Regions from separate parts of the Homo sapiens genome. Here region 1 is linked to region 2. Evidence: read pairs that join two places in POLR2A ChIA-PET (ENCODE). Cell type or tissue: endothelial cell of umbilical vein. All regions are shown on one strand.

Region 1 (4,000 bases), 230 kb after region 2:
CTCGGCCTCCCAAAGTGCTGGGATTACAGGTGCGAGCTACCGCGCACGGCAGGGTTGTGTGGGGTGCTTAACTGCCAGCTGACAGCCCTTAACATTCCCAGCAGCTGGGAGAGTAAGGGTTTCAGCAGTTCAGAAGAGGAGAGATCTGAGGAGCACACCACACACACCACAACATCCCTAAAATACACTTTCTTTTTTTTTCTCTTCCTTTTTTTTTTTGAGACAGAGTGTCACTCTGTTGCCCAGGTTAAAGTGCAGTAGTGTGATCCCAGCTCACTGCAGCCTCGACCTCCTGGGCTCAACCGATTCTCCCACCTCAGCTTCCCGAGTAGCTGGGACTACAGGTATGTGTAACCATGCCCGGCTAATTTTTTGTATTTTTGTAGAGTCGGGAATCTTACTATATTGCTCAGGCTGGTCTCGAACTCCTGTGTCAAGTAATCTGCCTGCCTTGGCTTCCCAAGGTGCTGGGATTACAGGTGTGAGCCACTGCACCTGGATCTAAAATACACTTTCTAGTGTCTGAATCATTTACAATGGGAAAGAATTCATGTGTTTTGTGTAAAAAAATGTTTTTAAGAAAACTCAAGTAAGGCAACATAATGAGACTTCATCTTCACAATTTTTTTTGTTTGTTTCGCTCTTGTTGCCCAGGCTGGAGTGCAATGGCGTGATCTCGGCTCACTGCAACCTCTGCCTCCTGGGTTCAGGCGATTCTCCTGCCTCGGCCTCCCCAGTAGCTGGGATTACAGGCATGTGCCACCACGCCCAGCTAATTTTGTATTTTTAGTAGAGATAGGGTTTCTCCACGTTGGTCAGGCTGGTCTCGAACTCCTGACATCAGGTGATCCACCCTACTCGGCCTTCCAAAGTGCTGGGATTACAGGCGTGAGCCACTGCGCCTGGCCAGAATTATTATTATCATTATTTTTTAATTAGCTGGATGTGGCAGCACATGTCTGTAGTTCCAGCTATTTGGGATGCTAAGGCAGGAGAATTGCTTAAGGGCAGGAGGTTAAGGCTGCAGTGAGCTGTGATCATGCCACTGCACTCCAGCCTGGGTGACAGAACACGACCCTATCTCAAAAAATAAATACAAATAAAAAGAGAAATCTAGAATGGTAACTCCAAACCTTGGATTCACACAGCAGCAAATCACACTTTGCTGACCTGGCACAGGATTCACTTGTCCATGTGCCCACACTTAACTGTGTATACTGACATTTCATTATTTTTGGGCAAAGGAGCCTTTTCAATCTAACACTATCTTGGAAATGGAAGAAAACATCTGGGATTCACTCCGATAGGAGAACCAAAGCAAAACTATAAACACCATCTGTCAATTTTTCCTTCCAAAGGAGCCTTTCCAAATTTCTGGGAGTTTCCTTTGCCAACTCCTTGTCACAGCAGCTCCAGAAGCAACTGAAGCCACTGAAGTTTCCCATGATGTTCTGGGCTAGGAAACTGGTGTCCTAGGGCTTCCTGCTGCACAGATGCACATCCTCAAAGGATGATTCTACCCTCCTTCCATAGGTGCCAGTCTCTTCCTCCTCAAGCAAGAAAGCCAAGTATGGATGTGTCCTTTATACTCTGTACAAAAGTGCCTGGCTCAGGGACCAGGGAGGACTGAAATCCAGCTGCACTCAGCTTGCCAAGCTGTATATCCTGGCACTGCAACCTCTTAGGGAGGGTGCCTTTTCCTATCATGCACAAAGGTACAGTTTAGCCTAGTGGCAGGCCTTGTCCCTGAGCTCACTGATATGATTTAACTCTATTGTAATTGTGTGTCTTACAAGTTTGTCTTCCTCCTGAGAGTTTTGATGGCTGAAGCCTGGTCTTGTTTAACCTTTGCTCCCACTGCAGCACAGAGCTTGGTGTATAGTAGACCTAAGTACATTAATTAGCTGAATGAATTACTATGCACAGAGGTCTTCTGGCCCACTGCCACAACAGTCTACTAACCCCATTTTAAAAAGCTTAATAAAATTATCTTTTACTATTTTACAAGATAACTTTTTGCTATGCTTCCTGCTGTGTTTTTTTTTTTTTTTCTCTAAATTTTCTCCTGCTTTTCGTATCTGGTTCTCCATCTCTCTTATTCTTTTTTTTTTTTTTTGAGTCTCGCTCTGTTGCCCAGGCTGGAGTGTAGTGGCATGATCTCAGCCCACTGCAACCTCTGTCTCTTGGGTTCAAGCAATTCTCCTGCCTCAGTCTCCCAAGTAGCTGGGACTACAGGCATGCACCACCACGCCCAGCTAATTTTTTTGTATTTTTAGTAGAGATGGGGTTTCACCATGTTGGCCAGGCTGGTCTCAAACTCCTGACCTCAGGTGATCCACCTATCTTGGCCTCCCAAAGTGCTAGGATTACAGGTGTGAGCCACCACACCTGGCCCCTTTCATTAAGTCTTTGAACTACCAAATTATTTTTATTTTTTTATTTTTTTTTGAGACAGAGTCTCGCTGTCGCCCAGGTTGGGATGAAGTGGCATGATCTTGGCTCACTGCAAGCTCTGCCTCCCGGGTTGGCACCATTCTCCTGCCTCAGCCTCCCAAGTAGCTGGGACTACAGGCACCCACCACCGCTCCTGGCTAATTTTTTGTATTTTTAGTAGAGACGGGGTTTCACTGTGTTAGCCAGGATGGTCTCGATCTCCTGACCTCGTGATCCTCCCACCTCAGCCTCCCAAAGTGCTGGGATTACAGGCGTGAGCCACTGCACCTAGCCTAGCAAATCACTTTTTAGAGGCTGGTCATTGCATCTTTGTTCTCGGACTCATTCTCTGTTCTTCTTCTGAAAACTACATTTCCCAGCTTCTTTGACAACCACATACTAGCTATATTCAGCCAATGGGAGGCACTGGAAGAAGACTGGAGGTGAGAGGAAGAAGAAGCCAGGGCAGTTCTTCCTCTTCCGGCTATGGGGCATTTCCCAGCAGTGGCTGCATCGCTTCTGTGTGGTTTCCACTTCCCCTTCTTCTTCTCCTTTTTTTTTTTTTTTTTTTTTTTGAGACAGAGTGTCGCTCTGTCGCCCAGGCTGGAGTGCAGCAGCATGATCTCAGCTTACTGCAACTTTCATCTCCCGGGTTCAAGCTTTTCTCCTGTCTCAGCCTCCTGAGTAGCTGGGATTAGAGGTGCGCGCCACCAGGCCTGGCTAATTTTTTTTTTTTTTGTATTTTTGGTAGAGACGGGTTTTGGCCAAGCTGGTCTCGAACTCCTGACCTCAAGTGATCTGCCCACCTTGGCCTCCCAAAGTCGGCCTCCCAAAGTCAGCCTCCCAAAGTGCTGGAATTACAGGCGTGAGCCACTGCGCCTGGCCGCCCCTCCTTCTTTAGTCCCAAGTTCTGCTGCCCGCCCCACTCCAGCCAAATCCTATTTCCTCCACAGCCACAAATAATAATTTAGTGTGTGTCCTTTCAGTTTTTCATCCATGCTTATATATACACACACATATATATACACATATACACACACACATATATATACACACATATATACACATATATATACATACACACATATATAGATTATCTCTACACATTTTTTTTTTGCAAAAATAAATACCATATGCATTATTCTGCAACTTGCTTTTTACTCCACAATATACTGCTGTAACTGCGATAGTTACTGCCAAATTGCTCCACGAAAAGATTCTACCAATTTATACTGTTGTCAGCAGTGTATGAGAATGCTTATTTTGCTAGACACGGTGGCTCATGCCTAATCCCAGCACTTTGGGAGGTCAAGGTGGGAGGATTGCTTGAGACCAGGAGCTTGAGACCAGCCTGTGCACCATAGAGAGACTGTTTCTTTAAAAAAAAAAAAAAAAAAGTTTATCCATCTATGCACCATTGGATACACTTTATTTATTTATTTTTTTGAGACAAAGTCTTGCTCTGTCGCCCAGGCTGGAGTGCAGTGGTGCTATCTTGGCTCACTGCAACCTCTGCCTCCTGGGTTCAAGCGATTCTCCTGCCTCAGCCTCCCAAATGCTGGGATTA
Region 2 (4,000 bases):
TGAACCCAGCAGTTCAAGATCAGACTGGGCAACATGGTGATACCCCGTCTCTAAACAAAATACAAAAGTCAGCCAGACATGGCAATGCATGTCTGTAGTCCCAGCTCTTTGGGAGGCTAGGGTGGGAGGACTCACTGAGCCCGGGAGGTCAAGGCTGCAGTGTGCTGTGATCGCGCCACTGGACTCTAACCTGGGTGACAAAGCAAGAACCTGTACTCCCCCAAAAAACAAACAATCCACAGAATTGCTCACACTGAATGCTCACATATTAATTTTTAGCATTTCTTATCAATAAAGTATCTTTAATTAAGATATCCACATTGTAACTTTTATATGCACTAGGAAACCAAAAAATTAGCGCAACTTTCTTTATTGCAGTGGTATAAAACAACCTGCAGTATCTCCAAGGTATGCCTGTAGTGTCATCCATATTATTTTAATTTCCTGGGACAGAATGATGTTCAAGTATTACTAGTGTGACATGAAATGTGTATACTTGTTCTTTTTTAAGTTTCTTTCTAAGATTCTCAGGAGATATTGGTACATCTCAACTTAACAGAAAGCAATACAACTGGCAATGACCATCAGATATGCAGTTAGCAAGAATCTAGAAGGGTAAAACTTTAAAACTATATCAAAAATAGATCTGGTTCCTTTATCTATAGTCCAGTATTATTAACAAAAACTAGGTAGAAAATACATAATTTTAACACAAAAATACCTAACAGTGATGAAGAAGCAAATACATTCAAAGCAAATGGGGCAATCAGAGAGAAAGCAGTACATGAAATATTCAGAGATATTTCAGACAATGTAGAAGTACCCAGTACTACAGCCAAAGTGCTCATACTACACGCATGCTTGGTTTTCTCCACAAAGTGTATGAACCTGCAGATCTATCCACACACTCAAGAGCATGGGTGCTAGAGATGCCCACTATAAACAAACTCAATGAACTATAAGGATTCTACTCAAAAGGTTAGTCAATTTGTAAAATAAAATCATATCCAAGAAGCATAATTTAACCAAACATTAATTTCCAAATAAGACGGACATCTTCTGAGAAAAAAACTAAAATACCACTTACCATGATGGTTCCTGGAGCTGACTCTGATGAACTCACAGGGCTTTGGTATGGGATCCTGTTATGCACAGAACTCTGGTCATAAGAGGAAGACATTGCTACTGGACTAGCAGAATTCAGTGATGAGCTTGTCAGACTGCAGGAGGTAATGACGGAAGTTGTATATGTGGAGTTCTGTACTGCACTGGTCATTGATAAAGATGTATTCAAAGGCTCACTGAAAAGAGTCAAAAATATTCAACATAATTTTGTTACTTTAAATAGCTTCATAAAAAAAAAAAAACATAAACAGCTTCACGAGATGCAACTACTGCATCAATTTATTATCCCAAATGAGACCCACCTAATTTAACTGAGAGATAGGGGGACATCTTTAAGAATACTTAGGCTGCGTGCGGTGGCTCACGCCTGTAATCCCAGCACTTTGAGAGGCAGAGGTGGGCGGATCCGGAGGTCAGGAGATCGAGACCATCCTTGCCAACATGGTGAAACCCCGTCTCTACTAAAAATACAAAAATTAGCAGGGCGTGGCAGTGGGCACCTGTAATCCCAGCCACTCTGGAGGCTGAGAAAGGAGAATCACTTGAACTCGGGAGGCAGAGGTTGCAGTGAACCAAGATCGCGCCACTGCACTCCAGCCTGGCGACAGAGCAAGACTCTGTCTAGAAAAAAAGAAAAAAAATAAGAAGATTCTTTAAGGAATCCAGGTGTTTGAGACCATCTTTAAAAAGGAAACTTAAACAAATATCAGGTTTTGCCTCTGGAATGTGAAAAAACTAAAACAACAACAACAACAAAGTCAGCCAGGCCGGTGGCTCATGCCTGTAATCCCAGCACTTTGGGAGGCTGATGCAGGCAGATTCATTGAGCTCCAGAGTTTGAGGCCAGTCTGGGCAACATGACGAAACCCTGTCTCTACAAAACATATTTAAAAATTAGCTGGGCATGGTGGTGCACGCCTGTAATCCCAGATACTCAGGAGTCTGAGGCAGGAGGATCATTTGAGCCTGGGAGGCAGAGGTTGCAGCGAGCCAAGCATGCTGCTGCACTCCAGCCTGGACAACAGAGCAAGACCCTATCTCAAAAAAAAAAAAAAGAAAAGAAAAGAAAACTAAAATCTGAGATTTTGTATTTATAAAATATTCCACTGAAGGAAAATGACTGCTGCAAACATGTGGAGAAATTAGATCCCTCATAGACTACTGGTAGGAATGTCAAATGCTACAGCCACAGTGGAAACAGTATGGGAGTTTCCTGAATGGTTAAGTTACCATATGACTCAGCAACTCTACTCCTGGGATATACATCCCAAAGAACTGAAAGCATGCAAAACTTGAAACCAAATGTCCATAGCAGCATCATTCACTATAGTCAAAAAGAGCAAACAACCCAAATGTCCACCAACTAATGAATGAATAAAATGTGGTATTATCAACACAATGAAATATTTGGCAATAAAAATGATACATTAAACATGGGTGTACCTCGAAAACTTACACTAAGTGAAAGATCAGACATAAAAGGCCACATATTCCAAGATTCCAGTTATATGAAATGTCCAGGTAGGCAAATCCAGAGACAGATTATTGGTTGCTAAGGGGCAGGGCAATGAAGAAACTGAGACTGTCTGCTACAGGTATGGGGTTTCTTATGGAGATGATGGAAGGTCTGGATAAACACTGAGGATAGCTATTACCACAGGATGTATTCTTTTCCACCAGTTGATCTCTCTTAGGGTCTATTTTGCTTCATAACAAAGGACTAAATTCAGTACCTTAAAGACTTCGAATACAAGCTGATGGGAATCTGATTACTATTTTCACTGCTTGGAGCTGATCCAAATTCAGAGAGAGAAGGTTCTGACCCAAATTCCAGAGCCCCAAACTGCACATTTAATCCTGTGACATCTGCTGAACCAGGCATTTCCACTGCAGAAGCTGGGATCTGAAAAAGCAAAGCTGTCGTGTCAGGAACAGAGGTCACAGATTCCAGGTCACAAAGGCCTATAACAGAGCCAAACAAGCATTTAGGTTCCCAGGCAATACTGGCAAGAAGAAGGAGTGAGAAACAAGGAGAAAATAGGCTAAGACTTTTCTAAAAAGAGAAAGAAAAAAAACAAGCTAAGAAAAATTAAAAGTTGGCTGGGCATGGTGGCTCATGCCTGTAATCCCAGGACTTTGGGAGGCCAAGACAGGAGGATCATTTGCACCCAGGAGTTCAAGACCAGCCTGGACAACACGGCGAGACCCTGTCTCATTTAAAAAAAAAAAGGAGAAATTAAAAGTTAAACAGGAATGGTTGGCATTAATATCACCACCTGCATCTAAGAGCAATGCGGGGGAGTTGTGATGGTGGGTGGGAAGTGAACACTGAGCTGACTACTCTATTTTTGGGGACTCACCAATGATGAAAGTATCACCTGGTCAAGGAACCATGCATCCTCCAACTATGGGATACAGCAAAACCCTCAAGAACAACAGTTCTCTGAGCCAGATCTTCAAATCTGTACTTGAAATAAGGATCTGTGGCTCTCAGCACAAACCCATTCCCTCTAATACTAGTCTGGTCACTCAGAAATGGCCATATCCTTATTATGCAATCAATAAGCTATGTGCTTGAAAAACACTGTACCCCAGTTTCCAAAACTTAGTATCCCACTAGAGCTGAATGTAAAAATAATTCCAGCTTTAGGACGGTGACTTCATGATGAAATGCCCACCTTAGAAGCTGGGGGTATCCGCCGCTTAGCAAGTTTGATGTGTTTGGGCTGTGGCTGGTGGACAGACACAGAGATATTTTCAATGGTCGTGCTGGGAAGCTGCAAAAGCTTGTTCACAGTGGAGGGACTGTCTCCAGGTGTTGATTCTCGAAGTTTTGCCTGGGAAGGAAAGGACTCCAAACCAGGAGGAGGAACAG

What was found. ChIA-PET counts read pairs that join two places held together with the same protein. Peaks named below come from ENCODE experiments on the same cell type or tissue, not always from the same donor. Only the 100,000 strongest peaks of a DNase experiment are listed, where the experiment ranks them.
Region 1: POLR2A ChIA-PET joins it to region 2 with 5 read pairs; 4 of 35 experiments call an interaction of 5 or more read pairs at or near these places.

What each region holds. Positions count from the first base shown.
Region 1 is chr9:34,169,034-34,173,033 of GRCh38, forward strand. No RefSeq gene overlaps it. Among named protein-coding and RNA genes, the nearest start is that of UBAP1, 8.0 kb to the right of the region's middle. RefSeq lists an enhancer at 36-678. In endothelial cell of umbilical vein, no CTCF peak of the experiment used is centred here; no DNase peak of the experiment used is centred here.
Region 2 is chr9:33,940,562-33,944,561 of GRCh38, forward strand. It overlaps UBAP2 (ubiquitin associated protein 2), which reads right to left. Exons shown (of 29, transcript NM_001370062.2): 14 at 3,804-4,000; 15 at 2,859-3,028; 16 at 1,088-1,301. Among named protein-coding and RNA genes, the nearest start is that of SNORD121B, 8.2 kb to the left of the region's middle. In endothelial cell of umbilical vein, no CTCF peak of the experiment used is centred here; DNase peaks (open chromatin) are centred at 2,320 and 2,980; H3K27ac peaks cover 888 bases.